Regions from separate parts of the Mus musculus genome. Here all the other regions are linked to region 1. The links are chromatin loops, found by intact Hi-C in ENCODE. Cell type or tissue: heart. All regions are shown on one strand. Links, peaks and the distances in the headings refer to the core of each region. The heading gives the core; the rest is flanking DNA.

The links. Hi-C counts contacts between places; a loop is a spot of excess contacts. Peaks named below come from ENCODE experiments on the same cell type or tissue, not always from the same donor. Only the 100,000 strongest peaks of a DNase experiment are listed, where the experiment ranks them.
Region 2: a loop joins it to region 1, with 8 times the contacts of the local background. A loop is called at or near these places in 4 of 42 quality-filtered maps.
Region 3: a loop joins it to region 1, with 2.7 times the contacts of the local background. A loop is called at or near these places in 5 of 42 quality-filtered maps.
Region 4: it touches region 1 in a loop (2.4-fold over the local background); 4 of 42 quality-filtered maps call a loop at or near these places.
Region 5: a loop joins it to region 1, with 11 times the contacts of the local background. A loop is called at or near these places in 38 of 42 quality-filtered maps.

What each region holds. Positions count from the first base shown.
Region 1 is chr1:161,996,282-162,002,600 of GRCm38, reverse strand. The region is part of intron 20 of Dnm3 (dynamin 3); the gene reads left to right. Among named protein-coding and RNA genes, the nearest start is that of 2810442N19Rik, 5.5 kb to the left of the region's middle. In heart, for the core only: a CTCF peak has its summit at 2,614 (motif pointing left); a DNase peak (open chromatin) is centred at 2,400; H3K27ac peaks cover 2,301 bases.
Region 2 is chr1:162,273,726-162,280,044 of GRCm38, reverse strand. It overlaps Dnm3 (dynamin 3), which reads left to right. Exons shown (of 21, transcript NM_001038619.2): 13 at 5,506-5,557. Among named protein-coding and RNA genes, the nearest start is that of Mir214, 54 kb to the right of the region's middle. In heart, for the core only: a CTCF peak has its summit at 3,817; no DNase peak of the experiment used is centred there.
Region 3 is chr1:162,214,422-162,220,740 of GRCm38, reverse strand. All of the region lies in intron 14 of Dnm3 (dynamin 3), which reads left to right. It overlaps Dnm3os (dynamin 3, opposite strand), which reads right to left and starts at 3,118. Exons shown (of 1, transcript NR_002870.2): 1 at 1-3,118. It overlaps Mir199a-2 (microRNA 199a-2), which reads right to left and starts at 2,927; the gene lies at 2,818-2,927. In heart, for the core only: no CTCF peak of the experiment used is centred there; a DNase peak (open chromatin) is centred at 3,090; H3K4me3 peaks cover 2,304 bases; H3K27ac peaks cover 3,714 bases.
Region 4 is chr1:162,097,656-162,103,974 of GRCm38, reverse strand. The region is part of intron 15 of Dnm3 (dynamin 3); the gene reads left to right. Among named protein-coding and RNA genes, the nearest start is that of 2810442N19Rik, 96 kb to the right of the region's middle. In heart, for the core only: no CTCF peak of the experiment used is centred there; a DNase peak (open chromatin) is centred at 3,344.
Region 5 is chr1:162,310,589-162,316,907 of GRCm38, reverse strand. Dnm3 (dynamin 3) reads left to right here. Exons shown (of 21, transcript NM_001038619.2): 8 at 3,212-3,347; 9 at 5,449-5,516. Among named protein-coding and RNA genes, the nearest start is that of Gm39688, 67 kb to the left of the region's middle. In heart, for the core only: a CTCF peak has its summit at 3,092 (motif pointing right); no DNase peak of the experiment used is centred there; H3K4me3 peaks cover 304 bases; H3K27ac peaks cover 1,306 bases.

The sequences.
Region 1 (6,319 bases), core at 1,061-5,060:
ACCAAAATAAAACGAAGCTCTGCAAACCCATAGCAGGAAAGGCGACTTAAAGCTTTAAAAGTACCAATAAATAGATAATACTCAAGAGAAACCCCTGTAACTTCACCAGGAGCCTGCAGTTAACCTGGCCAGGTGATCTTCGGTTCAGATCAGGAGTCCGCAGTGAGTAGATATTGAAATAATAGTCTGTGAGTACAGTGGTTAGTGTTCTGCCCTGCAATATAAAGTGCCTTAATATTTCCAATACTCTAAATGACTCTTCCCACATCTTAATATTTCATACTGGAAAGCCAGTATAAGAATTTTTAACCTTTAGAACATGATTGTCTTTGAAGTAGCATGCTGGTGGTGCCTCTTGAGTTTTCTTAAAATCACAATCTTATGGCTTTGGCTGTTTTCCCTCAAGAGCCCTTCTCTGTGAGTCTGTCTGGCACACACTGTTAATTCACAGTCTTCGAGGTGAGGTGAGGGGGACAGTACATGGAGGCACTCCTGCTGGTGCCACTTACCAATCCTACTGAACCTTTCCCCAGTCCCTGTCCCTCCAGACCTGAGAATTTCAGTAAAACAGTGTAGACAGCCACAAGGAACCCTGCTGTGTTCTCCTGCTTCATGTTGTCCCGAGTGAGCCCTTTGTAGTTTTCATTTGATATGCTATTTGGCTGGGTGGGAGTGGGGGGGGGGGTAATTTGCATATTTACTCCCCCCCCCCACCCCCCCGCAGAATCTATACCATTGGTTAAAATTAAAGTGTATCTCCAAGTGTGAGTAGGGAAGAGAGAGTTGTTGTCTCTTGTTCAGAAGGCAACGTTAAATTAGAAAAACGGGGTTTAGGACGACCATCCATCTTCACTGCATCCTTGGAGCCCCCTCCTTTATCCATCCCTGCCCCGACTTCCTTTGTCTTCCTGGCCCCACACATCATTCTATAGAGCAGTCTTCCACTGGTTCCTTATGGTGGACACCTGCCTTCTGGCTGTGTTTGGCAGGCCGGCAGGATGAGGTAATAATCAGAAGAGAATGTTCTGGGTCTTTGGCCACATCCACGTACGGCTTTACTCAAAACAGCTCTCTGTGGGTGAGAACAGAGCGGCTCTGAGATCCCTCTGTCTAACATTCTGTGGAAGCCTGGAAGAACAATGGAAATATAAATGATAGCTACCTTAGCCCATCCTTTCAAAGCTTTTTACGCACAGATGTGCAGGGAAATGAGAACTTCGCACTTATGAACAGTTTTGGCTCTATTTCCTCTGAGTCCAACCGTCTTCTTAAGCACTCTTCTCCCTGTGGCTATGCAGCACCGGATATTTTTTTTTTTTCCTAAGAGCATATTTTGTGAAGGATTTCTCCAGGGCAATGGCAATCTTTGTAAGACAGATGCCTGAAGGACATATGGTTTCCATACATTTTCTGTCTAGACTGGCTTTATTTAGTGACTCTTGGTCTGAACTGGTCTAGTTAAAGTTTCTCCAGGAGCTTGTATAAAACTTTTAGATGTGGACATACCATTAAGGTGTAAAACAAAAACCTTGCCTTCATATTGGCAAGAGAGTAGAAGGGGTCGTTGGCCACTTTCCTCTAGACGAAGTTGTTCTGATCACATTGAATGTCCACTCACCCATTGCACCTCCAAACACTGCCAAGAATAGAGGGGAACTCTTAGTCTGTAAACTCCTCACTGTTTTCCTGAATAAATTCTTTGCATTGCTTGTGCATGTGTGTGCGTGTGTGTATGTTGTGTGTATGTGTGTGTGTCTGTGTGTATGTGTGTGTCTGTGTGTGTGTGTATCTGTGTGTGTGTCTGTGTGTGTGTGTCTGTGTGTGCATGTTTATGTGTCTGTGTGTGTGTATGTCTGTGTCTGTGTGTGTGTGTGTGTTGTATGTGTATGTCTCTGTGTGTGTGTGTCTGTGTGTGTGTGTATCTGTGTGTCTGTGTGTGTGTGTCTGTGTGTGTGTGTGTCTGTGTATGCGCGTGTGTGTGTCTGTGTATGTTGTATGTGTATGTCTGTGTGTGTGTGTGTGTCTGTGTGTGTCTGTGTGTGTGTGAAAGCTCTAATTCCTTCTTTACATGGCCCAGGGGACCTATGATTTCTTGCCCTTTTAGCACCAATTTTTACAAACACAGCATTTTTTTTTTCCTGACTTGAAGGAGAAGAAAAACCACCCAACAAGCCACTGAGTAAGGGACTTAGCCATTTGGCATTTCGGTAGCTCCTTCAACCAACAATGAAAATTCTGTTTTAAAATGTGGTTTCTGGGCCAGTGTTCAAGGCTGCTCTAGAAACAATAAGATCCTTTCAGAGGGAAAGAATAACTTCGAGGCTTGCCCAGAAGTCAGCTCTGCTCCCTCTTTTGTGGGAACCCCAGACCTATTTTACTGCCTCACAACTACAGGCTCCTGCAAAAGAGACACTGTGGGCCACTCTGCACGTGTCCCGCCTCCCCCAAGTGCCATTGCTTGCTCTGAGCATTTAATTGGTCTTCCTTACATATTTGTTCGCTGGCATGGCAGCTCAAAAGGCACAGTGCCTCTCTGTTTTTCTGTTTGCTTTCATTTGTTTCTTTTGTTTTTTTAAATGTTGAGCTTCAAAGGCATATTAGAGCTCCCCCTGCTGGATGTTTTTTAGAACACTGTTTGAGTTAGCCAGCAGTACAGGGCAACTCTTTGTCTCCAATTTTTGCCAGTTAAAGGGCAAAAAAGTACTGTGTGGTGCATTTAAAACTGGCCTTTTGACTCACCAGCTGTCATTTAGTCCTTTCTATATCCTCAGATTCTGTGCGTTTATTTTGTAACAGCAAAGCAATTTTTCAAAAAGAATTTGCCTGTTCACAGCCGCTCTGAAACAGTTACACTCTCTGAAATTCCCCCCTCATCGTCCTAGAAGGCAAGAAGGGCTCTCTCATCTCTTCTAAAGCATTAGTGAGTCCTACTGTCTCACAGAGGTGCGAACCGCTGTCTTTTCCTTCCCTGCTCCTGCCCTTTCTTTTCCATGACTTCAAATGACAGGAGACTATATACCCCGGAAGTGGAAACCTCCACTAGGGATAGCTGCCTCTGGGTACCTCCTTCAGAACTTCACTTCCTTCCTTTGGATGTTAAAGTCAGATCCTCCCTCTCCTGGCGCCTAAGGTGGGAGGGAGGTGAGGGCCAGGAAGAAAAAGGGAAGTCAGAGAATTAGAGGAAAGGATGTTAGTCCCCTACTTTAATGGGAATGGGCTCTATGGTACAAAGCCCCAAAGGGAGTTCTATTTCTAGGGAAAGAAGGGAGAGGGAGGAAAGGGGGGGAGGGGAAAGGAAGATGGGTGGCAGAATGAGAAGATGCTAAGGAATAGGGAGAAAGAGGAGGATAGGAAGGAGGGAGGGAATTCACTGGAAGGAGTGTCATGTCATCTGACTTAATTCAATGGCCATATGCTGCAAATGTCTGGAAAAATCGGGCCCTACCCCCTGTTTTCTCAGGCTCTGTTCTTAAGTCCACTTCTCTCTACCTTCTTCATCCCCTTCCTTCCTCTCCTCGCCTTAACTGTCATTAGTGATATAGTACAGAGGCCACTGTAGAAAACGAAATATCACATCTAGTCTTGTAAACACCACAGTTTCATACAACTAAACATTCTCTAGGTCATTTCCTCATTTTAGCAGCTCCAAACAAGTCACATGATACTTGTGGCAAAGGGTGGGGTGACGTTTGATTTTCTAAATAGCATCACTTGTCCAGCTTACTTTCTTTATAGGCACCCATTCCTATTCCTGGAATGTCAGACCCTCAACTTCCCCTGTGCTCTAGAATCAATCCCTCCCTCCCCTCTCCTCCTCCTGCTTCTTCTTCTTTTTCTTCTTCTTCTTCTTCTTCTTCTTCTTCTTCTTCTTCTTCTTCTTCTTCTTCTCCTTCTCCTTCTCCTTCTCCTTCTCCTTCTCCTTCTCCTTCTCCTTCTCCTTCTCCTTCTCCTTCTCCTTCTCCTTCTCCTTCTCCTTCTCCTTCTCCTTCTCCTTCTCCTTCTCCTTCTCCTTCTCCTCTCCTTCTCCTTCTCCTTCTCCTTCTCCTTCTCCTTCTCCTTCTCCTTCTCCTTCTCCTTCTCCTTCTCCTTCTTCTTCTTCTCTCTCTCTCTCTCTCTCTCTCTCTCTCTCTCTCTCTCTCTCTCTCTCATACACACACACACACACACACACACCATCTCTAAGCTAGGACTCCAGGTGTCCCTGCCACTGCCCAGGTTAGAGCTCTATGTGAGCATTTACCTGCTGCTGTCACTGCTAACCTGACTCTGTCCTAACGAGACAGCCTTCCAGAAAGTGACAATCTTTATTTCCACATCTCTGTTAACATCATACCCTGAAATGCACACAGAGAAAGAAAAAAATGCAAGATGAGCTGACTTGCAATGCTTAATCAAAACTTACTTTGGACCCTGGCCCCCAAGCAGTGCATTTTACAAACCAATATAAATACGTTTGGATTTTTGTTTTGTTTTGTTTTCAGTCTACTGAAAGAATCCAAGTCAATGTTGTTGTAAAATCCCTTTCATCATTGAAAGGCTGGGTGGGTTTGTTGTTATAGGGATGTTAGCATCATACCTGTGAGGGCAGCCTAGGGCAGATCTACAGAGCCATCGGAGTAAGCGTCAGCACAGTGCATTTTCTATTTATCCCAGAGACGAAAGCATTCAAGTTAGTACATGCCTATGTTACCAAATAAAGATTGCGAACAATTATCTCATGTTCGCACTTCAAGTCCCACAAATTGATTCATATTTTACAAATATATGTATACATATATACATATATATGTATATACTAGTATATATATATTAGTATTAATATTATAAAATCAAGGGTTTTTTCTTATGGGGGAACTATATGTCACTTCTTATATTTAGTGAGTTATACTACCTTCAGACCCTTCAAGTAGACTCCAATTTTATATGCTTCCATACATCTACCACAAACTATTCTTGCACAACAATGAGCTTGATGACATTCTTAGATCACAAAGGGCAAATATATACATATACATATGTATGTATGTATATATGCATACGTATATATGTATGTATATATATGCTAGAGAGCAAGTACCTTTATTGTTTATAATAAAATTATAATAATATCTTCCATTTGAATAAAATCGTGAGCATCACAACATTTTCCTGAGTTAAGCCCAACTCCATCTAAATATATACCTATTTTAAAAATTAACAAAATGAGAATCAAAATATAAGTGGATTACCTACACCTAAAACACTGCATCCTGTGACAACTGTCTAGAGTAAATATTCTGAAGAGGAAGTGAGCTTCTGGCCTTGTCATTACTGTTCCATTTTCCTCAGAGGCATGTTCCTGTCTGTTAGATTCATGCACGCACACTTACTCACATCCAGGTCTTCACCCTGTCCCGATCAAGTGCCATGCAGTGCAGGAAGAAAAGGGTAAGAGGCGGGCTCACTCCAGGGGAGGTTTAGACAAGTGTTCAGATGGGGGCTGCGGTGAAGGCTCAGTAAAGCGCTTACCAGGGCAAGGGTGCTAGCCTGCTTCTGGATACCCATCACCCACGCTTAAAAAAAAAGAGAAAAACCAAGTATGGTGGGTGTTGTGAGCCTATAATACCAGTGTCAGGGAAGAGGAGACTGGAGGGTCTATGGGGCTTACTGGTCAGCCAGTCTTGATAACTCAAGAAGTTTCCTGTCTCAAAAAGAAAGTTAAAGTGACTGAGGAAGACTCCACTACCAACTTCTGGCCTGACTGCACACACCCACACACTCACATACATATATATACACACACACAAACATATACACATACATTCACATACACACACACATGCATACACACACACACACACACACACACACACACACACACACACACACATACACACACACCAAAGCTGATGAACAATGCAATCTGTCCTGGTGGAGCCTCCCCAAGGTCATTACAACTAGCCTCACATCATGAACACTCAAGGCCAGATAACAGAAGACGAACAGATGGAATTAGACTTCTATTCTTAAAAGACAATCGTGTGAGAGAAGGAAACAAACGGCAGGTTCTCAGCCTTATCAGTGGAGCCAGCTTCTGCCCAGAAAAAAGAAAAAGAAAAAAATGCCACCCACCCAGCAGGAACATGGGACGTTCTTACAAAAACTGTCATTGTCCAAAATCCTGTAAGCGGGCCATCCCTGCAGCCACAACTTCAAGTCTTACATCTTTCCCTTTGATTTGAAAGCAGAAACATGGCTCTTCTATCATAACCATAAACCGCCCACACACAACACAGTGTTTCAATAAATGTTTAAACGATACAAGATGCTTCATTTCAAT
Region 2 (6,319 bases), core at 1,383-5,382, 280 kb before region 1:
CCATGAGTCCTACTTTTCTGATGGCTTGGTGTCTACAGGAGAGAAAGGGAAATGGGGTCTTTTCGTTAACCTGGAATGAGCCCAAGGCCTGCCACTAGACTATAGGGAAAGGCTCTCTGCTGCTTCTGATCCTATTAGTCTATGGGTTGCTGAAGTTTCTTCAATGTTCTTGTCTCTTTTTACAAAAGAAGTGGGCTGGGGCTAGAAGGATGCCCTGACTTACTCCAGAGCCCATGCTTCTGATGAATTCTCCATTTCCCTGCTGCTCCTGGACCCCTTTAAGCTGACGTAGAGTCTACATACCTTCTTCTCTTCTCCCCCTTTGATCTTCCACGTTTTAGCCCCCATAGTCTGGTCTCTGCTGCAGCATGGTATCATAGCTGCTTTTGTCCAGGACAAATAGTTTAACAATGGACAATCCATGTCTGTCATCTGACACCCTTGAGTACTCTTTATTGTCAAGGTCAGGCCCTTTGCTTCAGTGGTCTATGATCTTCCACACACTCTGGTCTGGTTTTCTCTTTCTACTCCAGTCTTTCTTCTTCAGCCATCTTTAGGGGCAGCTGATCCTTTGCTGTCTTTCTTCCTTAGGCTGCTTCCTTCGTTAGTCATAACACTATGTCTGACCAAACTCCCTGACCCCAGTGTTTGCTCACCAACTCTGTTGGAAGACTCTGAATCCAGATCTTTGTTCTAGGATCTTTTTTCCTGAACTACTCATGATGTTTGGCCTCCACCCGCATGTTCTGCTTATGTGTCCAAGAGAAGCCTCAACCCAGCATCTCCTGAAGGCATTTCCATGTCATAGCCTGCAGTTCTTCCCTTGTCTCTTCTCTCTGTGGATACTCCCTTAGTTGCTTAAACTGGAAATCAGACATCATTCTGTGTTTCTTATTCATTCATCCATTAACTCTCTCTCTCTCTCTCTCTCTCTCTCTCTCTCTCTCTCCCTCCCTCCCTCCCTCCCTCCCTCCCTCTCTCTCTCTCTCTCTCTCTCTCTCTCTCTCTCTCTCCCTCTCTCCCTCCCTCTCTCCCCCTCCCTCCTCACCTCCCTCCCCCTCTCCCCTCTCCATCCTTGTTAACTCTATTTGGTTTTACTTCCATGTTATGTTTCTGAGTTTGACTCCTTCCCTCAGCCATTGCTGCTTTTCTTCTCTCACTTGGGTTGCTACACAAGTTTCCCTGCCTCCTGTCCAGGTCTTTTTCACTCTTTTGAGGATTCTCCATTGCTTTCAGGATAAAGTCTGAATTAATTAGCACGACTCCCAATGTCTTTTATTATCACTGTCTTCTGCTTCTAACTTCAGCTGGCTACATGGTTATCAGCTCTTTCTAGTCTAACCCCCAACTTTATATTCCAGCATTTCATAGTCTCCAAATAAATATTTCTTTACTATATGCATATACTATGGTTCTTTAGAGTATTTGAATTTGTTTTGCAGCTAAACATTGATAGTTTGATTGTACATAAGCATGGCATAAAAATAAAATCCCAACAATGTTTCTTAAGAAGCTGGTGAGATGGCTCAGTAAGCAAAGGTGCTACTGCCAAGCCTGACAACCTGAGTTCAGTCCCCAGGACCACATGGAGAAAGAAGAGAAGTGACTCCGACAGATTGTCCTCTGACCACCACACATGTACAGTGGCACAGGGGCTGTTACATCTCTTCCACAAACAAACAAACAAACAAACAAACAAACACATCAGCAATGTATTTCTTAAGGAACTACCTTCATCTTTGTGCTTGGTGTTATCAATGGATCGATGGTAGAAGAACTAAACTGCATACAGTACACCATCAGCTATGAAAGTGTGGACATTGTTGGAGAAGCAAGAAAGACCTGCCTGTACCACCAGCCAGGTTACACAGTATAGGCACAAACCCAAGGCTTTGGGGCTCATGGCAAGGAGAGATAACTGAAGGCTTCTCAGAAGACAGAATCCATAAAGGGAACTTGATTTGACTATAAACACTGAGGAGAAACCCAACATCTGAAGAAGCTGGTCTGGGTTGGCTGCCTCCTCTCTTTCTGGCTTTAGAATCAATACTGCCCATTTTGGGGAAGTAATTTTTATAAAAGCAGTTCTTCGGCCAAACTATTTTCTGGCTTAGAAACACTAAATGCTATCTGTTCTTCTTTCAAATACTCTGTAACTGACCTCAATGTAAATTTATTGGTCTAGAAGGATTTTAAGGTCATTTACAAACTGCATCCATGAATTCACCGTCAAACTTTTACCTTCAGCTTCCCTGAGTCCTCCCCTCTCCACACCGTGGCTTTGCTTGGTGCTCTCCTTGTAGAATACAGTGGATATTTTCTTGTGTTAAAATTCACATTTTACATTTTCTATAAAAGTCTTAGGACAGCAGACTGAAATAGTATTCCTGGTCTTTGAATGTTGCAAGCAATTCCCATGTATAGGACTTAGTTGATGAATGGTCACACATATCCCTAGCACACTCTTCTGAATTTCTGTCTCTGTGTTGTTCACAGAGGAGGACATGGCAGAAGAAGTGATGTCATGGCTTCTTTTGTTTGGATGGCTTCTAATGGGCTTAATTTTATAAAAATTTCAATTATTTTTTTCTATTATTTACTTTAAAAACCATTGTGGCTTAAGTATGCATGCAATAGACTGAATATGGTTTCATGCTGCTGTATCTGGCAAAACTTTGCACAGTGAAAGAGACATTCATACACATAATAGGAGCTGAGGTAATTTTATCCCAAATTGGAAAATAGGACTCTTCTTTTTCTTTTCTTTTTAATATAATCCCTTGTTTTAATAAAGCTTATCCTTTATTTGTTGTGTGATGATATATATCAAAACACACACACACACACACACACACACACACACACATACACACACCTTCTTCACTTGAACTTACACTTTTGGTTAAAAGACTCAAATTAACTTTAATTCTTCACATGTTCTATTATGAACACATTCTTAAATAATTTAGCAACTCAGTTACCAAGAATTATGATAATGGGTGTATTTTAATTAAATAGCTCGCTTTTTTATTATTTGTGGAACGACTGTGTGAACCCAATTACATAATTAACAGCCATATGTTTGAATTTATGGGGGCAGTGGCTAAAAAAAAAGTATTCATTAGGTAGAAAGTAATGGTGGTTAGTATTTATTCTAACCCTAGTACTTTAGATTGGCTCATAAGTAAATCTGTTTTTCCTCTGTGTAAGCGGCAGAGAGCAAACAAGCATTGTTCCCTACAGGAACTCTGTCAGCAGAAACATCCACTATCTAACATTGCTAATATTCTGAGAGAAATGCTGTGGCTCAGTGCATTTGGATCTAGAAGGAGCCCAAGAAGGCTGTGTGTGCATATCAAGGAAGTATCCTTGCCTACCATGGAGGAGGTCTTAGATTCAATCTCTAACACTGCAGATAACCCCAATCAGAAGCCAAAACTAACAACCCAGACAGACAAAACCGTGATCCCAAGAGACAACTTATCCAGCCCACCCTCCTCTCTGCCCGAGTCACCCACACCCCTGATGATTCACACCTTCACACTTTGCCACTGATCATACCAATTAGAGGCTTGTTAAAGGTGTGCCACCTTAAAAACACAAGCACAACCAAGGCACACTCACGTTGCAGTAGACATTTTCCTGTTTATTCCTAGAAGATGGGTGAACCCAGGAGGTCCCTGGAAAGGTGACTTTGGAGAGACAATGTAGGGGGAGAGAGACAGACAGACAGACAGAGAGACAGAGACAGAGAGACTCAAGTTCAATGAGAATAGTATTTGAGACATCCAATGGGCCAGGTTTGGTGGGCAGCCAGAGGGCAGTGTGGGCACATGGGATCCTGGCCACAGACACAGCTGGCTTTTCCATGGTGCTTACAAAACACTGAGGATACTGGGCTAAGATTCCTTAAAGGAATGGCTGAGAAGAAATGAGGGGAAATGGTCATTTAGCTAAGAATAATTAAACTAAGCCAAAGGTAAGAAAGAAGCTAAAGTTAGTGCATTAATAGCGAAAAACAAAAGCACACACACACTATCTCCAGCAACTAGAGACATAGTGTTACCTTTCAGTGCCCACCCTGCCCAGCCTCAACTGAGTGCAGTGTGTGCTTTTTATGAGTCTGAGCAGAGGCAAGCAGCTTAACTATATCAGGGGAGATTGTGAAAATCTGCTGTTTTGAACAACTGTTCTAAGTGGGTTTTTGATTTCTATCTCGCTACTAAACCATAACATCTAATCACTTTTCGAAGACAGCCTGTGGCTTTAATCTGTCTCTCCTTTACTTCAGCTCATCCCACTGTTCTCTGAACATAAACTTTAGATGAACTGACAGAGGGTAGGCAATTGCTAGTCCTGCCAGAATAACTGAGATGAGATATGATTTCTTATGATGGGGCTATGGGTCCAAAAGCCTTCATCCCTCTGAGAGCTAGAATATCATCTCATTTAATAGTGTGACTCTGGGGCTAAGTTGTTAGGAGTGACAACAGATTTTAACCCTCCCTTCCATGCTCACTGTGAAGTGGGGAAGTGTAACACCAGTCTCCAGAAACTTCTCATTCAATAGATAACCTGCCGCCATGTTTGCTACAGCTCCTCTGTAGAAGCCCTGGGGATAGAGCAGTAAGCCAAACAGACACAGAGTCTCTTGTCTTCCAGTTTGATGTGGAAGGGTGCGTGTGGTGAAACAGACACAAACCAAACTTCAGTAGGTTGGAAGGTGAAATATTGTAGTGAGAAAGATAGTGAGGGAACAGGGGGTGTCCCTGGAGGAAAGCAGGGACCCAGTTTTATATAGTGACCAACTTAAGCGTCACTGTAAAGACAATTTTGGGCCAGCGCTCGAAGAGATGTTAGGGACCTTGTGGACGTATAGGAGACATATCTTTAGAGCAGTAAGGCAGCTCGAAGCCTCTTGTGCAGGGCCTATGTTGAATGGCTCAGGCTGTGAATGAGCTGGAGGGAAGGGGAGGGGCATCACAGTGGCAGAGAGTGGAGTAGGGCCTTGGAAGCTATGGCAAGGACCTTGGCTTTGGCCTTTGAATAGGACAGTGTTGATGGAAGTAGAGAGTAATGCACAAGAAAATAATCCACGTTACAGGCTGTGTGAATGAAAATCACTAGCGCATGGAAAATAGTGTGCACTCCGTAAACACCATTTGATGTTGGTCTCCTTACCGTGTGTACTGTAAGAAGTCCCCCTACCCACCACCACACCAGCCAACCCGTTGTTATTAATGTAGTTTTTTTCCCCCACATGGAGTAATTATAGTTTTTATTTCTGGTTGCTAATTACTGAAAGAAATCCCACTGAGTTGTTTTATCTTCCAGAATTAGACGGAGCTGGCTTGATGCTGTTTCTTCTGCCCTGAGTTTGTCTGTCTTTTTTTTTTTTTTTTTTTTTTTTTTTTTTTTTAATGTGTAATGTGTTTTAGTATCTGTTACTTGTTCAGAAAAAAAAAAGTCTGAGTTTCTTCAGTGCTTCTCCTTTGCTTTTCTCAGTGCTCAGCAGAGGAGCAGTCAGGTTCACAAGAAAAGCACAATTGGAAATCAGGTAGGAACCGTGTGAGCAACCCAGTGCATGCATGCCCCAAAGCATTGGAACTAAACTGCTTGACTGACAGCTTTTTTTTTTTTTAATGCAAATTGATCATATGTAGGTTTTGCTTAAGGTGCAGCTTTTTATTTTGTTTTTTGCTTTTCACGTTTTTTGGACCGACTTTTGCATTTCGTTTTGGCTATTTTTTTTGCAGTTGTTAACCCTACCATCTCACCTTCCATAAACCGCTACTTGCTGTGCTTTTCGACTTAGACTCTTTGTGTCCTCTTTTGCTTGCTTCCATTACCACCAAACTTAATTTAACCTTGAACCCCAAGGAGGTTCAAGGTTAACAATATGGTGAGTAACTAGTTGCATGGGCTTCCGGGGTGCTGGCTGGCTAGTTCACACGTTTGCACAGCTTGGTAACAGTGAAGGGATGGCTCAGAAAGAAGGCAGTGTTGGGTTTAATCTCTGCCATGCCAACTTTCTATTGATGATGTTAATTGCTAAGGTGATCTGCTCACTTGAGTTTTTTGAGCTTTGGGGCTGACCAGCTGTCTCTGACTAACAGCGCTCTGCAGAGATTGCATTAACTCCGACAGTTTGCTGTCTCTTCTGTGTTTTATGTGATAATGAATATTTGCATTGTTATTTCTTTTCAAGTCAAAACAATGATGATATTTTTAAAGCTCTTTTTTTTAACACAGAGGTACAATTATTGAACAAATTGAAACCTCTGCTCTAGACAATTTTTTCCCATTGTTTTGAAAGGAG
Region 3 (6,319 bases), core at 930-4,929, 220 kb before region 1:
GGCAAGCAGGAAGGAGGGCTAGCATGTTAACTAATTGGACGAGAGCGATCTGTGACACACTTTGTCTCCGTACAAACAAACTTTCCTTGATTTTGAGATCTATGGTTAAAAAAAAAAAATCAAAAAACCTTGTTTTGAGAAATTAGACTCTGAAGTGATGGAGTTGAGGTTGCAGCTTAGAATTTCCTTTCTCTCTGATGGTTGAAAAAAATCTTTTTGACTTCAGTACCTAGCCTAGCTTATCCATCATTGATTCTCTGAAATAAGAAACAAGGGTGCAATTTTCACTAACGTTAAGGTTGGACAAACCCTGCAAACAGTTTCCTTTTTATGAGCACCTACAATGTTTCACTTTTCTATTTAGACTTACCATACTATCCAGAGCAAGATGTTTGCTGCTGGTTACTCTCTTCTGCCCTAGATTCCACCATCCCTAAAATATTTGTATATCCTCTTTGGAAGTAATATTGGAATAAAATTAGACATTCTTCTAATTATTTTGGAATCGATATCTTTATTTTTATCCTAAAGTGTCTATAAGGGATATATCCACCAGCACACAGGCTTAACACCATGTCTTCATACAGCAGAGGGTTATCAAACAACTTTTTTGTACTTTTAATATAACTCATACATTTAAAATTAAGTACCACACTCCTTCATTCATTTAGAATTTTCCTTGAAAATGGTGTGTTAGAACTCCAACCAAGAACAGGCAGAGACTCCGGGTTTACAAAGAAATTGTTACTTTTTACTGTTGAACTTACAGGAGAATCACCCTTATGCCCTTTGTATCTTCAGACTAAAAACTGTCCCATGGGAGAAATAGGGAAGGGACCTGTGAAGAAAGGTTATTCTTCTTGAAATTAAAAAAAATGCATTTAATATGAAGAGAAAATTTTAAATTAAATATCATTAAATAAAGGCAAGTTATAAAATTCAATTATTTCTAGTATACAATAGGCCCTCAAAATTAGAGAAATCTTAAATATGATCCAAGTGATTCTTCTCTGTCCTCTTTCGTGACGCGTTAGTCAAGAAAGTGTGTTTCCTGAGACACACAACTTCCATAAGTGAACTAATAGTGCTTTTAATTTCCTGTGCAAACAAAGTGATATGTATGTGTGTATATATATATAATCTCAACTCTTCTTTTAAAAATAATTAAGATTCTTCAACTCTCACAGAACAATGAATGGTGCCTCGCCTGTTTCACCTAAGTGACAAGCAGTTAAATGTCCCCCGCTATATTTCTTACTTAATTGCCATAATTCATCAGAAAATTTTATGACCAAGATACCAGTTTTGGGATTATATGAAGCATAATTTTTTAAAAATAAAAATTGTAAGAAGAAAACTCAGAGATGCAGCTATACTATAGTATTTTACTAAGGAGAGTTTGCACTCTCCTTTGGGTTATTGGAGAATGTGTAACTTAGACAAAGATTCACACTTTAAAAGACAAAAGACAGTGTATTCGTTTTGCACAGAAAGCTCAATGAGCAGATAATATTTCATCCCATAGAATGTGGAATGAAATTTTCCAGGGGTGAAAATAAATGAAAGGCGAGACTTTATGGGTACAGCAGCAACATTTTCTCCCAGAACTTTCTTTAACGGAGCCACCGCTGATGCTCAATACAAACCTCCCAGCTTACTTAGTGACCCAGATTCTTCTAGTATTTTCTCTTTCAGTATTTCATTCAGCCAGAGGAAGTTTTCTTGCTTCCAGTCTGCCTACCTCCCCCACTCTCCTTCACCTCCAGGACAGCTGGAAACTGACCAAAGAAAACTTTTGCCTTCGTTTACAAATTCCTGTTTTATCAGCATCTTTTTAGACAACGTGCCTTATCATTTCAAAGGCCCAGGACAAGTGAGAGCCTTGTTAAAAAAAAAAAAAAAAAAAAAAAAAAAGATGGGCCAGCAGGCTCAGCTGACCAGCAAGTATCAGCCATTCTTGGATTTTAGAAGAACAATTTCAATGTTATCTAGTGAGCCCACTAAAGACAGAGCGCTATTCCCCTGGCCTGCTAAGTTGCTGAGTCAGTAAGATGTGGGTTTGGCACTTGGGCCCTCATCTCTGGCTAAGTGCGTTTGCATTGTCTGATAGTAAAATAACAAAACAAAAAAGCAAAAAACAAAAGACTAGACTGCTTCTTATCGTTAGGTACTATTATTTCTGGTGTTTCTATTATATAGATAAACAGAAAAGCTCCCTGTTCATACAAGAGTTTTGAAAATTGCATTTTTTTCCTTTAGGGCAAAATGCATTCATTCCTGGAGTGTTAGAGGTTGCATACATAGCTCATCCATGCTCGAGTTTAAGTCTCTGAATTATCAGTTTCAACCATTCAAAACTAAGTCTCGTTCAGTTTTTGCTACTTGTCTGGAGTGAGGTTTTTTTCCCCACCTTTTATTTTGAAGCGGAAGACCCTTACATTTAAGAAAGCATTTGAACGATCAACATTTAGACTTATAAAAAACACACAGAAAATCACAATTTACCATACGACCTTGCTCTTTTGAAAGTTAAGTTCACGGTTATCTGTCCCTTAGCTCAGTGTCTCCAGCGTCTTCACACAGGTGATGGGATCTCTATCTAGTTCCCCAATCACAGACCAGGTACGCAATCCCAGAGGCCTTACCCGCTGGTCTTCCCTGGAGCAGTCCTCTCCCCTGGCAGAGTCCCTGAGGGCTTCTTGGTCCCTAGTTTGCAAAACCTGTGAAGAGAAACACTGGATATGAGATTCAACAAAGGAGCACCCAGCTGTCCTCTCCTTGGAAGCAGCACATTGTGTCCCCAGCCGTCCATGGCGTTGCTGGCCCTTGCCCAGTCTAACCAATGTGCAGACTACTGTACAACGGCATTGTCCTGAACAGGTAGTCTGAACACTGGGGCGACGGAGCAGGATCTCCTGAAGCTTCCATCGGTGTGTGGAAAATCCTGTCCCGGGGCTGGGGAGAGCCTGTCTTCCTGCACCAGGGGCTTGTTCAGCTTCCCCCCTGAACCCTGTCTGCTGCATCGACTGAGACACACTAAAGGGCTGTGATTTCCAGTCTTGACGTGGCACATTTGCAGCAGACTAGGGAACTGGCAATGAATTTAGGACCAGGAAAAGGGGGAGGGCTGGGCTGGAGAGTCCATATATGGGATGATGTCACCCTGGGGAGGTTTGGGTATGCGCTGTGCCGCTGGAGAGACCGCTAGAATCGCCTGCTCTCAGACATGGGTCTGTGCATAAAATGGTACCAGATGTTTTCGTGTAATGTTAAGCAGTCATTTCATCTTCAGGCCAGATTTTTTCCCTCAACTGGGCAGGAAGTGGGGCCCCAGTATGGAAAAGCTGTAAAAAAAAAAAAAAAAGGCAAGATGTACAGTTCTGCTGTGGCCAACCGAAAGTGAGTTGAGAGTAGAAGTACAAATTTGTTGCCTGATCTGGGCTGAAGAAGTAATTTAAAGATAGAAAGATGACAAAGCAGTAAGCAGAAAGTCAAACACTGTTAAGCAGGCAAACTTCGAGGCCTTTTTTTTTTTTTTTAACTTTCCTGCGATACTTTGTTTTCTTGTATTTTACTCCTTAGTGAGGTCAGATAAGTTGGGGCTCCCCCCTTTCTTTTCCTCCTCTTCCCCCTTCTCCCTCCTCCTCCTCCTCCTCCTCCTCCTCCTCCTCCTCCTCCTCCTCCTCCTCCTCCTTTTCTGCTGGACCTGTCAGCAGCTTGCAGGCTGCTCTAGACTTGAGCAGTAATTACAGCAACTTCCTGAAAGTGAAGCCCCCATGAAAAGTCTGGAGAAATGCTCTTTGTCATGGCCTCTCCATGAGTAATTAGTTCCATATGTGGCCTTCCTCGTCTCCCTCCCTCAGCTCTCTTGGCTGGCTCTCTGCATGCCGTTCTATAGCCTTACCTAAGGAAATGTTAAAAAGTTTAGACTTCAAGCACCCACACTGCTGTACCGCTCTTTTCTGAACATTTCCCTCTGGTAGAGCCACACGGTTAAGGACAGCATTGTTTTATCCTGCTGGCTACTCCCAATTCTGTTTGAATACTTTTGTTTTGTTTACATGGTGTTCTGATGATGAGGTTTATCTCTGGTTAAGTAAATCTGTTGAAACTGGCCCAGTGAAGCTTGACCACTTACAAACTCTCAGCTCGCTTGGCCTCTAGTCCTCTGTCCCAGTTGTTAACTGTTTCAAATTATGTAGGCTGTTGAATGTTGTGAACATGAGGTCCCCTAACTTGTTTTCCACTGTATTCTGATTGATATTAGATTTTTGTCTCAAATAAGAGCTTTATCAATTGGCCTTGTAGAGGTCACAATGTGGGAGATTTTCTAAATCTAACTCACAGGATGAAGGGCTATAGTATTTTTGTAAGAATTAGAGCCCGAACAACTTATTTGTACCTGCCTTCTATGACACTTTTGAGATGTACAAATCTATATTGGCTGTTTCAAAATGCTTCAAGTGAGAGCCGCCTTAACTTATTTATTTTTTCCTAACATGGTTTCTTTTAAATTGATGTACCACAAACGGTTCAAAAGTGGTCCCAAGCCCTTGTGAAGAAGATTAAGTCAGAGTACTTTATCTAGAAGCTTATGATAGAGCAAAGAGGTTTATGTCAGGTTAAATACACCAGGTTGACACAGGATTAAATAGTTGATGCAAGCCAGGGGAATGCTTCCTATTAGTGTCTTCTTACCGGCCTCCTTCTCCTTCTTTAGGGACTATTTGAGAGTGGTTAGGGGAGCGCAGTGTGAGTCAGCTGCCGTTTCCCTCAGGGCTGCTACGTGATTACTGGAAATGATGGAAGGGTGACTAAGTGTGACCTAATGGTCTGATTGCAAGAGGATGCTGCTGGGTCCTCAGTATGTCTGTCGTACTAAGTCCTACAGAAGGCATGGGCTGGTGAGAGGTGGTTCACTTGGAATCCATCACTCCAGGTTAGGCCTGCTTCTGCTGCACATAGTGAAGGCCTTTCTTCTGCCCACTTCAGTTTCTGTCCATGGAACAGGAGTTGGCAAATGAAAAGTGGTTCTGACCAGACTGCTCTATGGTTTTGTCTCAGTTTACACAGCTAGACCCTCTCAATGGTTCTGCTTACACCAAATAAAGACTTTATACCGTTTCTGTAAGGGCCTAAATTTATGCTTTTAGTTAAGTTTTTTTTTAAGCATCATAAGGGATTTTCTTCAGAAATTCTTATAAAATCATTCACTATCTACTTTAACTTCCAGTGGACTGTTTTCTTTTGAGTTGTCCTTGCTACAGATAGCTGGGGAGGGCGGGTGCAGATCTGGTCTTGTCCACTTGTGTGCTTGCCCAGTAGGAAGGACTAGGCATAGAAAGGGAAGGAGCTTGAAGGACCACCCCCTTTCACCTTCACATATGTTAGCAATGTTAGTGCTCTCACTCAGTGAGAAAAGCCTCCACGCTATTGTAGGAAGCCCCACTTTGGGACTGGCTTGAGGACTTTTCCATGCCTGTAAAATTACCAGTCAAACACCCGAGATGTATGGGCCCAGATGGCAAAGCGAGCCATCTACACTGGTCTTCGGATGTTTTAACATCAGTTATTTAGCTTCTTTGTTTCGAAAGCCATTTGTCTGAGCCATGCCCTCACTTTGAGTGACTATGAAATTTACTCAACTTTAAAGTGTTATGGAAGCATCCTTCCTCTTGGTCATCATTCCCCAGATTGGCTAATTTTAATAACTCGAAATACTTAGATTCAAAGTTGGTGTCTCTGTACTTGGACCAGAGCAGAGTTACTAATGTTCACAATTATTTTTGTCTGTGATATCTAGATATGCAAACCTCAATGATCTATGATTTAGCTTGAAATTATTGTATTAGAGAACTTGTGTACAAGTTAACTAAGTAAATTGACCCTCCAGCTTCAAGCATGTAAGCTAAATGCTCTATCGTGTGCTCAGGCTCCAACCCAATGACAGTTAGCTCCATCACCTGAGGCTTCCTTCTTCCTCACCTTGTCCGCCTTCCCAAGCTGGTGGTGTGACTCCTTCCGCTGCTTTTGCAGTGGTCGCCTTTGGAAAGAACAGGTCACACACCGCGCATTAGTCCTTTAATATATCCGTGTTATGCGCTTGGAGTGCAGACATTATCATTTCACTGATGATTAATCACAGCTCAGAGAAGAAGCTGATTTTGAGATCACACTAAATGCCAGAACAGAACTCAGATTTTTTTCCACTTTACACAAAAAAGCATATCTCACCAATTTTAAAAAAAATTTTTATTAGATATTTTCTTCATTTCCATTTCAAATGCTACCCAAAAGTCCCCTATACCCTCCCCCCACC
Region 4 (6,319 bases), core at 1,213-5,212, 100 kb before region 1:
TTTCTCATATGTAATATATATTTATTTTTCACTTAAAATTAAGTCCAGTAAAATTTGAAAGAAAGGAGTGAATGACTCTCACAGCTGCTGGCCTTTCCTGGAAGGCAAAGACATCTCAATTTTAAAGTTAGTCTTAAGACATGAAATCACTGTTGTTTGAAACAGCTGCCTGGTCAAAGACTCCTTTGTAGTGTACATATTTAAAAAACAATTTTTAAAAACCACTTGGGGCTTTTGTAAAGAAATGCTTTATCTGGGTCATGAATTATTTTCAGTCCTTTGAGTAATTGCTGAGATGATGAAGTTTACTGGAATAAAACAGATGTCTGGTTTCTGTCTCATTTTAGGAGGAAGAGGGATATGTCATTGGGATTTGCTTGGTACCTTGACAGTAAAATCTAAATAAATAATTAGTGCCTGCATTCCACTCACTCTGGTACCTCTACCTAAAGCCTTCATATATGATTCATGAGAACAAGGACCTTGTCTCTCTTAATCAACAGCTATCCCTCTGGACCAATATGATAATGCCTGGCGCACAGCTTCTCAACAAATGTTTATTAAATTAACCAAGATATAGATAACATAGCATCTATTATACAGAACATGTCATGTAATTAGACACACAATGCATCCATCCTTCTATTAGTTCTTTTTTTTTTTTTTTTTTTTTTTTTTTTTTTCATTTTTTATTAGGTATTTAGCTCATTTACATTTCCAATGCTATACCAAAAGTCCCCCTTACCCACCCACCCCCACTCCCCTACCCACCCACTCCCCCCCTTTGGCCCTGGCGTTCCCCTGTACCGGGGCACACAAAGTCTGCGTGTCCAATGGGCCTCTCTTTCCAGTGATGGCCGACTAGGCCATCTTTTGATACATATGCAGCTAGAGTCAAGAGCTCAGGGGTACTGGTTAGTTCATAGTGTTGTTCCACCTATAGGGTTGAAGATCCCTTTAGCTCCTTGGGTACTTTCTCTAGCTCCTCCATTGGGAGCCCTGTGATCCATCCATTAGCTGACTGTGAACATCCACTTCTGTGTTTGCTAGGCCCCGGCATAGTCTCACAAGAGACAAGATACTTGGCATGGAAGATCCTTTTAACAGAACCTTCTGGAATGAAGAGATGAGCTGCTACTCCTTTTTATTGGTCCACAATGGATGTTTCATCTATAACTTTATGTAACTCTTGTCTCTCTCATATATTTACCAATTTGAGCTCTAAAGATCACCTAAGTAGTTCAACTCAAGAGATGTATGAGGAAGGCATCAAAGGTACAGAGAGAGAGAATCATGTATGTAGCCCATGCTAACTGGGAAAGACACAGAGGGAAGGAAATGGGAGTGGTCACCGTGAGGGTGGGTAGAGGCTTGTCAGATGGTGAGCCTAGGGGGAGGAGTAAAGAGTGCATGCAAAGGTCTGACAGAATAAAAGGGCTAGACTTGGAGCTCCTGACCACAGAACATCAGCACCACCTGATCGACTACAAATTACTCATTATACAAAATACAGGTCACCATGGAAATGCTTGTTTGATTTTGTTTTTTGGTTTTGGTTTGGTTTGGTTTTTTTCCTGGACCCAGTTCCACTCCCATTATATTGAAAGCTAGTGAGTTCTCCCCATCACTAAAGTTCCTAAATAGCCAGGCTTTCTGGAGACCCAGTCTTACTCAACCCTTTGCAGCAAGCATACCAGCGGGTGTGAACAGATGCTGAGCCCTAGCCAAGCTTGTGCTTTCAGTGTGACAAGGTCACCCTCACCCTGGTCTCATTGATGCTTAGCAGTGAAGTAGGTACAACAGAGCCCAATTGCACATGACTGAAGGGGCCATGGGTCTGATATTCCTCATCTGGACACGTGTTAGGCAGCATAGCTATGTATAAAGCTATATAAAAACATCTCTCTATATGAAGCTATATAATGAAAGGTCCCTTGGTGCCCCCAGTATGCCTTTTGGTAGCCATTGGAACAGTGGCATAAGAATCTATTTTTTCCAGGTGATACGAACTTAACAGAAATTTAAGCTCAGGCAGCTGGCTTTAACAAGAGGTTGACATGATCTTAAGTAATAGCAGCATCAAGAATCATTATTTTTTTTAAAGGCTGGTTTTATGGATAGCCATTGACTAAAACTACATATCTCATAACACTGCCAGTCCTGTTCATTCTTTAACAGAGTCTCACACAAACATTTTCTACAAGCTCCAGGCTCCAAGAACTCTCATCTAACTCTCTCTCTAGGTGTTTAGGAGTGAAAAATTAACCTAGACTGTCCAGATTGTCTTGGGATTGTTTTTTCTTTACTCTGTTTTGTACCGTTGGCTTCTTGACCTGTAGGACACTGGCCAGGAGACGTACGATGCTTCTTTTCTGGTGGTTCTCCATTACACCCATTCTCTAGGAGCTGTTAATGAGTCATCTTTTGTATTTACGTAATACTCCCTGTTACTATTTATTCGTGAACGCAAATGGAAGGTGACATAAAAAGCTATTCTCAAACCTAACAAATGTGGAACGGAAGGGACCAGGCAAGCACAGCCTGCTCTGCCCTTTTTCCTAACATGTGATAAAACATGGCTGGCATGAGCCCACAGCCACTCCGCACTTATTCCTCAGATTCTAAAAATGCTCGGCTTAAGCAGGCCATTACAGCCACCTTTTATGACCTAATAAATGAGGCAGACTGCAAATAATTGTGGTTCTTTCTCTGCTTTCTTCACCAGTGCCTTTATTCCTTTCTAATGTCTTTAGTTGCTCTGGGCTAAATGAAGCTCAGATTGCGACAACATTTTTTTTATGATATTGTAATATTGGCTAATTTGCCTGCTATTGGTTATGCCCAAGCAGACACATGACCTGTGGCTGTTTGGCTTGTCCTCCTATGGGGAAATAACTTAATGAAGCTAATAAGCTATATTAAAATAAAATAAACAAATTCACATGGCACCCAGCAGCACAACCACATGCAGTGTGGTTGTTGTTTGTTAGCCTGAGACACCAGCTCTACATCCCCAACTGCCTACTGGGCATCTTTGCTAAGCAAGCCTTCTGTTGCTTCTCCTTTAACCCCTCTGAAACCACAGCCATCAATAGTTCTCCCTGTTAAAGCCCTGTCTTCCATGTGGAGTTCCCGGGATGGACCACTTTATCACATCCTAAACTTCTGTCTTTAACGAAAACCGTGCCTGGTGACAGTTTTAGAAGCAGGCAGTGTCAAGGAAGCAAATAGATATGGCGTGAGACAAATGGCTTGAGTTCTGAGGCCAAATTTCTTGTTCATACTTGAGCTCTCAAGGATCACAACCACAGCTGAGCAACCGCAAGCTCTGCCAGAGGCCAGAACTCAACCAGGACATCTGGGAATGGTAGAGAATGCTTGTGTCCTGCAGGCACGGCTTGCTCAATTTCTCCTTTATAAGTCACCAATCAAACCAGCCAGCTTCCCTCCTCTTGAGAAGAGGAAACAATGAAGACTAAAGGAAAGGCCCAGAAGGTCAGGTTCCCACCCATTAGCTACTCCCAGCTTTTCTATTTTTATTTTGGTACCTTCTCAGGACGTGAGATTAGCATTTGAGTTTGGGGAAGAATATTTGGATATTAAGCATTTTCTATTGTGAGAATTTCTAGCAGTTAAACTGTGAAACCTACCTACATCTCAACTCCCAGTTACAAACTAGACCCACACCCCCTGGTCTTCAGTGATGACTACAATTAATGCTGGCATGGTTAGACACCATGGCAATGGAAGCCTAGGCAGCTCGGAGCCAGCAGTGACTCAGCTGATGTTGCAGCTCCACTTAGAGTAAATGTGATTTGTGAAGGTTTCCTATTTAAAAGCCTTTTCCACAAATTTGATTTTTTTATTTTATTTAAGATGTCTTACTATTTATATATTTACTCATCTTCTTTTGCTTTTATTTTTTGCTTATGTCAAGGAAAAAGATATAGTACTAGTTATACATCAAACCAACCTACGCCAAAGAAATTTGTCTCAAAGACAAAGAATCACGATGCTTTTAGATAATGGCACTCAGATGGCCTTGTTCCAGAACTGTGAAAGTGGCCTTTATGGGTGATATGGAGAGACAAGGAAAATGTCTTTAAAGGGGAAAGAGGCTAAGGTAACTCCAAATTCTGTGACCACTGCACTCTGCCATTTATGACTAGAAGCTGTTCACTGAGCACTGATGCTGTACTACCATCCCATCAACAAGACAAACATATTCTCCACTTCCTGGAAACGAGTTATATAATGAGGGACATTAACAGCCAAGAACAGTCATTTATTACAACTGTTAATTACAGCTTGTACGAGGATCCATAACAGAGAGGACTCTCCATTCTGAGAATCTAGGGACAGTTAAAATTAACGTTAGAAGAATATGTGGAAACGAACCATTACCCTGGGCACTGATGACCTACAAGCCACACAGAGGTTGTTTATTGTCTTAGTCCTAATACCATAAGAATCCATTGAAAGTGCAAAACAGAGTATGGGTGGATCAAGTGCAGAAGTTGAGGTTTTTTGCTATGCTTCAGATAAGGCATGTCACGCTGGACTAAATGGAGAAGAGGAACTGTTGTGGGTGATAAAGGGATTCCTAGGGTGAGGTAGGGGACAGGCACATGAAGAATGATGCCTAGGCATTCAGTACAGATATCTAGGACCATTTATTAAAGAATTAACCTTGGAGAGAGAAGAAGGCTAAAGGACATCAAGATTTTTGAACAGGACACATCAAGAAGGCAGCTATAGCCATGAGGAATCTGGCACTTGGTAGTGATGTGCCAAGTGCTGATACCAAGGCACACAAGCGGCCTTGTTACAGAACTGTACAAGCACATGTATGTGCACGAGCCTGTATATGGTATCAGGGGTTTCTTTCCTGGGATTCAAAGAGCACTCTCTTGGGAGAAATGGTAGTTGGTAGCTTTTGGGGCAGCAAAGGCAGGCTGATCTCTGTGAGTACAAAGCCAACTTGGTCTATATAATAAGTTACAAGCTAGCTGGGGCTACATAGTGAAATACTCTCTCAAAAATCAAATCATATCTCCATTTAAAATGTCCTTAGGAAAATACCCACTATTGCTGCAGGCAAACTTGGCTTTATCAGTTGTGTCGAAGCTTCTTGAATCTCAGCCAGCAGGAAAGACAAAGGCAAGTCTAGAACTAGGGGCTTCTTCCCTCTCGTGTCCCCTCACCCTTTCCCATGCCTCTGTCCTTCCACATGTCTGAGAACTAGTGCATAAAAGAAGCTTTCCTAATACATACACACAAACACACAGACACACAGACACACATACACACAGACACATGTGCATATACACACATATGTGGGGAGGGGTGGAAAGACATTAAACTCTGAGGCAAGAACTGCTTTGAATAATTTTTTCCAATTCATACTCTAGGTTTACTCTCATGATTTTATTATTTTAACTTATGTATAGTTCTTAGAAACTGTGTCCATAGTTGACATAATTGATGCTTATAAATTTCCTATCATAAAAGTAGACATGGCATCTCTGAATCCTCTGTTGAGCCGTGTGTCTCATTTCTAATTTTACTTTCTCATCTTTTACATCCCAGTGTTGTTTCCTTGCCTGATTCATCCAGGACAGACTCCTAAGATTTCCCAGGACATATTTGGTATTCATTATTAATTCCTGATTTTATAAAGCCCTATATTCTTCTTGTAAAGTTTTGTAATCTTCCAACTGGCCAACCTCAACGCTGACAGTGAAGCCTATTGTTGTTGTTTTATGGTTTTTAATAAGATATACAGAACTATGAATTAATTTTGTTCCTTGATGGAGTTTGGTTGCGTGAACTGAGTTCCAATCCAGAGTGTAATGTTGGTTAGTTTGTTTACACTAAGTAGTGTGTTATTAACATTTTGAATTGATATCTCCCACTTTTTTTTTTGTTTTAGCTTGTTTTGTTTTTGAGTTATACCTTATTTGATGTGGATTGGTGGTTCTTTTTCTATTGAACTTTTGATCATGATTTCTCATTTAACTGTACTGTTATTTTCTTACCATCGGTATATAAAATGGGGAATAATGTCTGAAAAGATAAAAAATAATTATTATTTCTAGCTCATTAAATTTACATTATTAATAGCAGAGATTTAATTCTTAATTAGTAGTAATTAAGACCATTGTATTACTGATATAAATGAATGCTACAAAGAGAATGAATAGTGAGAAAATTGGAAATTGTTGGGGGGGGTGGTCAGTGGATGACATCAGTATAAAAGACAACAGTGAACTTCAGGGATGGACAGAGTATCGTGCGAGGAAAAAGGACTAGCACCTGT
Region 5 (6,319 bases), core at 819-4,818, 310 kb before region 1:
GATAAGGATGAGGGTCTGGGGAGAATGACTGAGGTAAACAGAATGCCAGTGGGAGTCAGGATTAGCCTGGCCCTAAGATAACAGAAGTTATGCAGGCTATAGAGTTGTTGGGAACTATAAGTGACATCTCTCATAAGGATAGCTTTTATGAACTGAGAAGAAATGCTCAAGATTTAGGGGTGGTGGGAAGTCTGGGATGAACAGACATAATATTTGGGTGAAGCCTGGCCCTACAGATAGCAAAAGATCACCAGGCCATAAACTAAATCCCTTCCCAGAATTCTGTGTGGAATGGCAAGCATCTCCTTCCTTTGAAGAGACAAGCCTTCATGTTTAACTTTCCTGGCTTTTCCAGTCCTTATCTGTGTGCACAAGGCCCTCTGATCCACTACTCTTGCCAGTAGTTTCTTCCTTATATTTGTCTTATTTCTTCCCTACTTGGCGAGATTTGGATTCCTGTTCTAGGAACTTTTTCCCACTGTAGTCCAGCTTTCGCCTGGTGATAACAACCTCCTGGGATGAGCACCTGCGTGGACAGTGATGCCATTAGCACTTTTCTGCTGTACCCATTCAGTGCAATGTGACATCTTTCTTTTTGTAAACCTGGGCTACTTAGTCAACCTGATGACTTCTGTAGTGTCCTCCTACAACGTGAAGTTCATTGTCTATTCAGATGGGCGTAGACCTAGCAGTACCCTACTGTTACTGCTCTTTGGAAAGAGTGGGGAATATAATCTTCCTTCAAATGTGCAAGGATGCATCGAAGTACGTTCATGGTTCTTGCTTTGGTCAGAAGTCACAACAGTACTGAACTGGTGGTTTTTCAGTTTTTTTTTAAAAGAGATTTCCAAATATTCAGAAAGTTTCAGTGGCATCTTAGTTGTATCATGTTGTCTTTCACTTAAAATAATACCATGGCAAAGATGATTTTTTTTTAAAGAGTAGAATGATTTCCAAGTTTGTTTGTTTCTCCTAGCCTTTGGTTAAACTCATAAAAATTCTTCAAGTTATATAGAAAAGAAATGTATTTATATTGAGGTCATACATCAGTATCTCTAACTATCTGAAACTAGGATGCTAGGATGGTCCTTGCCTCTGTCATGTCATGGGTCTTGACTGTAGAATATTCAATCAGATCATTGACTAGCCTGTTGGTTCATCTTCTTTTTGCGTGGGCTCCTGTCTTTCCTGATACATTTCCTCATTCCCCTTTCCTGCCATCCTTTCATGCACCGTACTCAGACTCTGGCTATGCATTACTCACCATGAAGCCAACAATGAAAGTGACACTTTGCACTTAAGGATAAGATCATCAAGACAAGCATATAAATGATGAATTGTGTTAGACGCTGATAAATGCTGTTTATCATAAGTAGAGAATGTTGGAGCCCAGAGGAGGAGTCAGGTGCATATGAAGAGAGGTATCAATTCCCAGATGGAGGTAATGCTCAAGACCCTGAAGTACAAGGGGTGTGTGTTAGGTTTAAGGAGGATGGGAAGAGAATAGAGTGGACTCAGGGAAGGCTTATTCCAATACCACTAAGTGGGAGGTGGATGGGAAAGAATTGACAGAGATGAAGTTTGTAAAAATTTCTAGTGTTTTAATGCATATACCACCACTTTTCAGGTACTTGACAAAAACCATTAAAAACAGCAGACACGAGCATGGCTAAATAATTTGTAATTACTGTAACCCACTGTATCCAATCAAATTTTGGCAGTAAAAATATACAGGTTTCAGAAGATCTGAAAATATTTTTCGCTTCGATTTTGAATTTGAAAGTAGTATTTCTAGGATGTCAGAATTAGAATTGCTTAAACCAAGTAATCATCACAAACAGGAATACATTTTTTATTCTCTTTTATTTTCACCAGATGGTTTCAGATAGTTAATTGATTCACAGGACAAATATTTATTAAGCATTTCTTATATGTTGCCCATATGGTGCATGCCCTTGCCTTCCAGGAAGCTGCTGGCATCGAAGCAAGCAGTGGTGATGTGGTCTGATAAATATTTTGTTAGAAAGAGGCTGAAGGAGCAGAAGATCCCTTCATCTGGGCAGTGGTAGATGCTGGTGGGGGCTGAGGACCACCGAGCATCATGGGTTTCTCAGAAGAATTAGTACTGGAGCTGGTTCTTGAGAACAGAAGGAGATTAGCCAGGCAAGGAGTGGAGTCAATGGTGCTGTAAATCCTCAAAGCACGTACACAAATACAGAGACATGGTACGTGTGGGGACTGGGCAGTAGATTCTTTGTGTTTGGATCAGATGGTGCATGTTGCTGAGCAAGAGATCAGCCTCAAGAACAGCCAAGGTCACAGCACAAAGAATCCTACATAATGGGTTAACTCAAACTGCGGGAAAGCACCGAAAAGCAAACCAGCCAGGTTTGTGTGGCTGTGACGGTGTAGGGTCTGACCTGGGCAGAATCCTAGGATCAGGATGGAAACCTACAGGTACCTTGGTAATCCAAGAAGGGGTTGCCAATGGCTGTGCCAAGATAGGGGAATCAACAGACTCCAGACCCAGAAGGAAAGCAGTTTAAGCAGTTCACGTTTTAGGTGTTTTGATCTGAGACAGCTAAAAGAAAATATATGTCCTGCACGTGATTGAATATGCAGGCCAGGATCTCCTATGAATTGTGGCATCTGAAGGTGGGGGAGACTGTGTCTTGATGACTTTCAAAGCTCTGGCCACCCTCAGAGCACACAGTTGTAGGATGAGGAGGACAGACTGAGGGAGAAAAGGCGTCTGCCCTGTGTGTGTGTGGGGGGGGGATGGTTGGGTGAGTAGATGTGTGTGTAGGTGTGCAGCTGTGCTTGTGTGTGGGTTTTTCAGTGGCAGTAGCTGGGAGTGGGCAGGCGTGACATCACCAGAGTGGAGGCTCACTTGACTATTCTACTTAAGATTTATTACATAACTTTTAAAATCCAAGTGTTCCTTAAATACCATTTCAGGTTATAACCACAAATGGATACCACCCATTTAAAGAGAACGATATTTAAAATATTTACTCTAGTTAAAATGTGTAAAATAAATCTCCTGTTCCTTGTCACAGCTGAATGATGTGCAGTGCCAACTCAACCAGTAGGTGTCACTAAGAACACCAGGAAAGGAGTCTAAGCTACACCCTTAGTAAAATCAGGGACAGGAGAGCCCTGTGATGTTAACTAATTTTAACCCGGGTTTATCTCTCTCTCTCAATTCTAGGATGGTCCAACAGTTTGCTGTGGACTTTGAGAAGAGAATCGAAGGGTCAGGAGATCAAGTAGACACCTTAGAGCTCTCTGGCGGTGCTAAGATCAACCGCATTTTCCACGAACGCTTTCCTTTTGAGATAGTGAAGGTTTGTAACTAATGTTCTTTTCTCCCTTTGTCCCACCGCATTCCCTGATCTCCCTTGCAGCTCTCTCGCTGTACTGTGATCTATCACAGGACCAACAGAGTCCTTGGAATCGAATCCTTTGTCCTTGAAATATTCTTTCTGATTTCAGTGAGTTCATAGAGAATACTTCAAGAAACAATACTTCAGTTTTCCATGATATCTATCCATTGTCTAATTTAAAATATTTCTGAGACTCCCCTATGGACCAAAGTCTCAGTGACCAAGAAAGAAAGGGGTTGAATTTATCTAGTAAGGACAATGAAAAAAGTAGATAACATAAGAAAAATTCAAGTGTTATTATGGTGACATGATACAGATTTCTTTCCATGGGATATTTAGATAGGCTCCCTCTGGGTGACGAAGGGCATTATTATCCATGACCAGCCTGGCACAAAGACATCAGTGTTATGAAAAGTCCTGGGAAGAGGCTCGCTTAGGGATGAAGCTGTGCATCCAGGACTTTCCTGGCTGCAGTTGTTCACCATTTACAATGGAAAGCAACAGGAGGACTTTACACAGGGGTTTGTTATCTAGTTGGGCTGATCATCTCCAAAGAGAACTGTGCCTGCTGGATCACCAAGGGGCAAGCAGTAGATGTGGTAAAGAAGGGGAGGGGCCCAACCAGAGATGGATGGACCACATTTTCTGCCTGAAGCTTCTGCAATCGCAGGAGTCCCTTAGAGACAAAGAAAGCAAAATTACAAACACATGGTTGGGCACATGGTCTTGGAAGGGATCTTGTGCAAGGAGGAAGCTCTGAAATGTACATTCTCAGTCAAAATGATGTAAGGAGAAAGAATGGAGGGAAACGGAGGACTGTGGGAGTTTAGGGGTAAAGTTGACAGGCTGGGATTGATTCAAGAGACAGAAACCAGAGGTTGAAAATCCCTCCCCAAGGTTTGTCTTTTGCCATTGAGTGAATGATGGTGCCCATCAGATGGGGAAACTGATGGAAAGTATCAGTGGGTAGGAAGGATCGAGAGCTGTTTGCGTTTGGTGGGGGTGGGGGGGTTGCTCAGTACAGCAGCTGAGTAGCTTAGGGACTGTGCCACTTTTTCAATATGAGGAGGCGAATGTTTATGTATTGGTGTGGGAAGAAGGTGGATAAATAGATCATTTTATTAAAATGTGCTAAGCAAAGTGACAAACTTTAGCATAGGGCGCCATGGAAACACTGCCCACAGACATGAATCCCAGCCCAAGGATGCGAGGGAGCCAGCCGTCTGAGCTGAGTTTGGAAGGATAGTCAGATAAGCAGGAAGAGGTGGGAAAGGGAGCACAAATGTTGACCACACAAAGGAAGGGATGACAAAGACTCTGAACCCTGAAGCCACAGGATACGATAGAAGCTTAGGGCAAGCTGTTACTCTGAGATGCAGAGAGCATAAAGGAGGAAATGGACAGCGAGCGAGGCTGGAACGGCTGCATCCCTGTCAAACTGAATCCGGTGCTCTTTGGATGTGCCTTTCGGGACTAAGTTCTATGGCACTTTGATCCTACTTCCAAGTAGATTTGTAGTGCCTAGGACGTCTGGGAAATATTTATATAGCAATGCATCCTGTGTTGGCTTCATAAGGTATTATTAATTTCCTCTTATAAAGAGGTCTTATGGTCAGGTGCTTAAAATGGTCAGAAAGAAAAGACAGCTGTGTTGTGGCCACCCATCAGAAAATACTCTCATTTATGCATTCTCCTGTGGCCTCCACTTTAGTACATTCAGCAAAAAATAATTCTGTGTTTCAAATGAGTGGCTGGGTTTATGTCCAGGAGATATTCCTTATGCACAGCACTCCCCATATGTAACAGAGTTAACACACACACACACACACACACACACACACACACACACACACACTGATCCTCTGGAACTTCCAGAAATCCCCAGTGTTCCATGTGGCCTTGAACTCCATATAAACAGATGTTTTGACCATCTGGGTTTAGTTTACAAAGGACATGAGTATCCATTTATTAATAACAGTAAGGTTATCCTCATTCTATACCATTCAATAATATTATCGAAAAGAATTAAGTGTCATAACCGTAGCTTGCTTTGCATCTGCAGATGGAGTTCAATGAGAAAGAACTGAGAAGAGAAATAAGCTACGCAATCAAAAACATACATGGGATCAGGCAAGTGACCCACATTTTTTCCTGTCTTCAAGCTACCCAAAGAAAATGAGCATTTCAAATGGCTAGCAAAGTAGTATTTCATCATCAAAAGAAAGGAGAGAGTGAGAAGTCAGAAAAAGAAAATCTTGGCTTTTAGCTTAGTGCTAATTTTCTATATTGCTAGAGAGATTTTAGTAAAGATGATGATAATAATAATAATGAAAACCTTTCTGTACTGTTTCCAATAAGAACTGAGCATCCTACTTATCTTTGAGTAGGTGAACAAGTCTCTGTTTGTTCTGTACCTGGGGGGTGGGTCTTGCTTATTTAAGATGCTCATAAGCAATGGAGAACTGGCAGAATAATTTGGGGTTGTGGAGAGAAATTGGGAAAGAGTAAGAAGGGTGATTATTTTTCAATGGAACCATTCCTATGAAATAAATAATTTCAATCACAGTGTGTTATATGCCTATATTTGTGTTTGTGTGAGATAGAGTGTGTGTGAGTATGTGTGTATGTGAGTGTGTGAATGTGTGGGTGGGTGAGAGTGTGTGTGAATGTGTGTGTGAGTGAGTGTGTGTATAAGTGTGTGAGTATGTGTGTGAGTGTGTGTGTGTGTATGTGAATATGTGTGAGTGTGTGTGTGTGTGAGTGAGTGTGTATGAGTGTGTGTGTGTATGTGTGAATGTGCATGTGTTTGTGTGAGTGTGTGTGTATGTGTGTGTGTGTGTGTAAGCATACAAGCACATAGGTACATGCATATGAAGAACTTGTGCAGTGGGCCTGAAGGGTAGAAGACAATAATGCAGCGTTGAGGAAGGAAG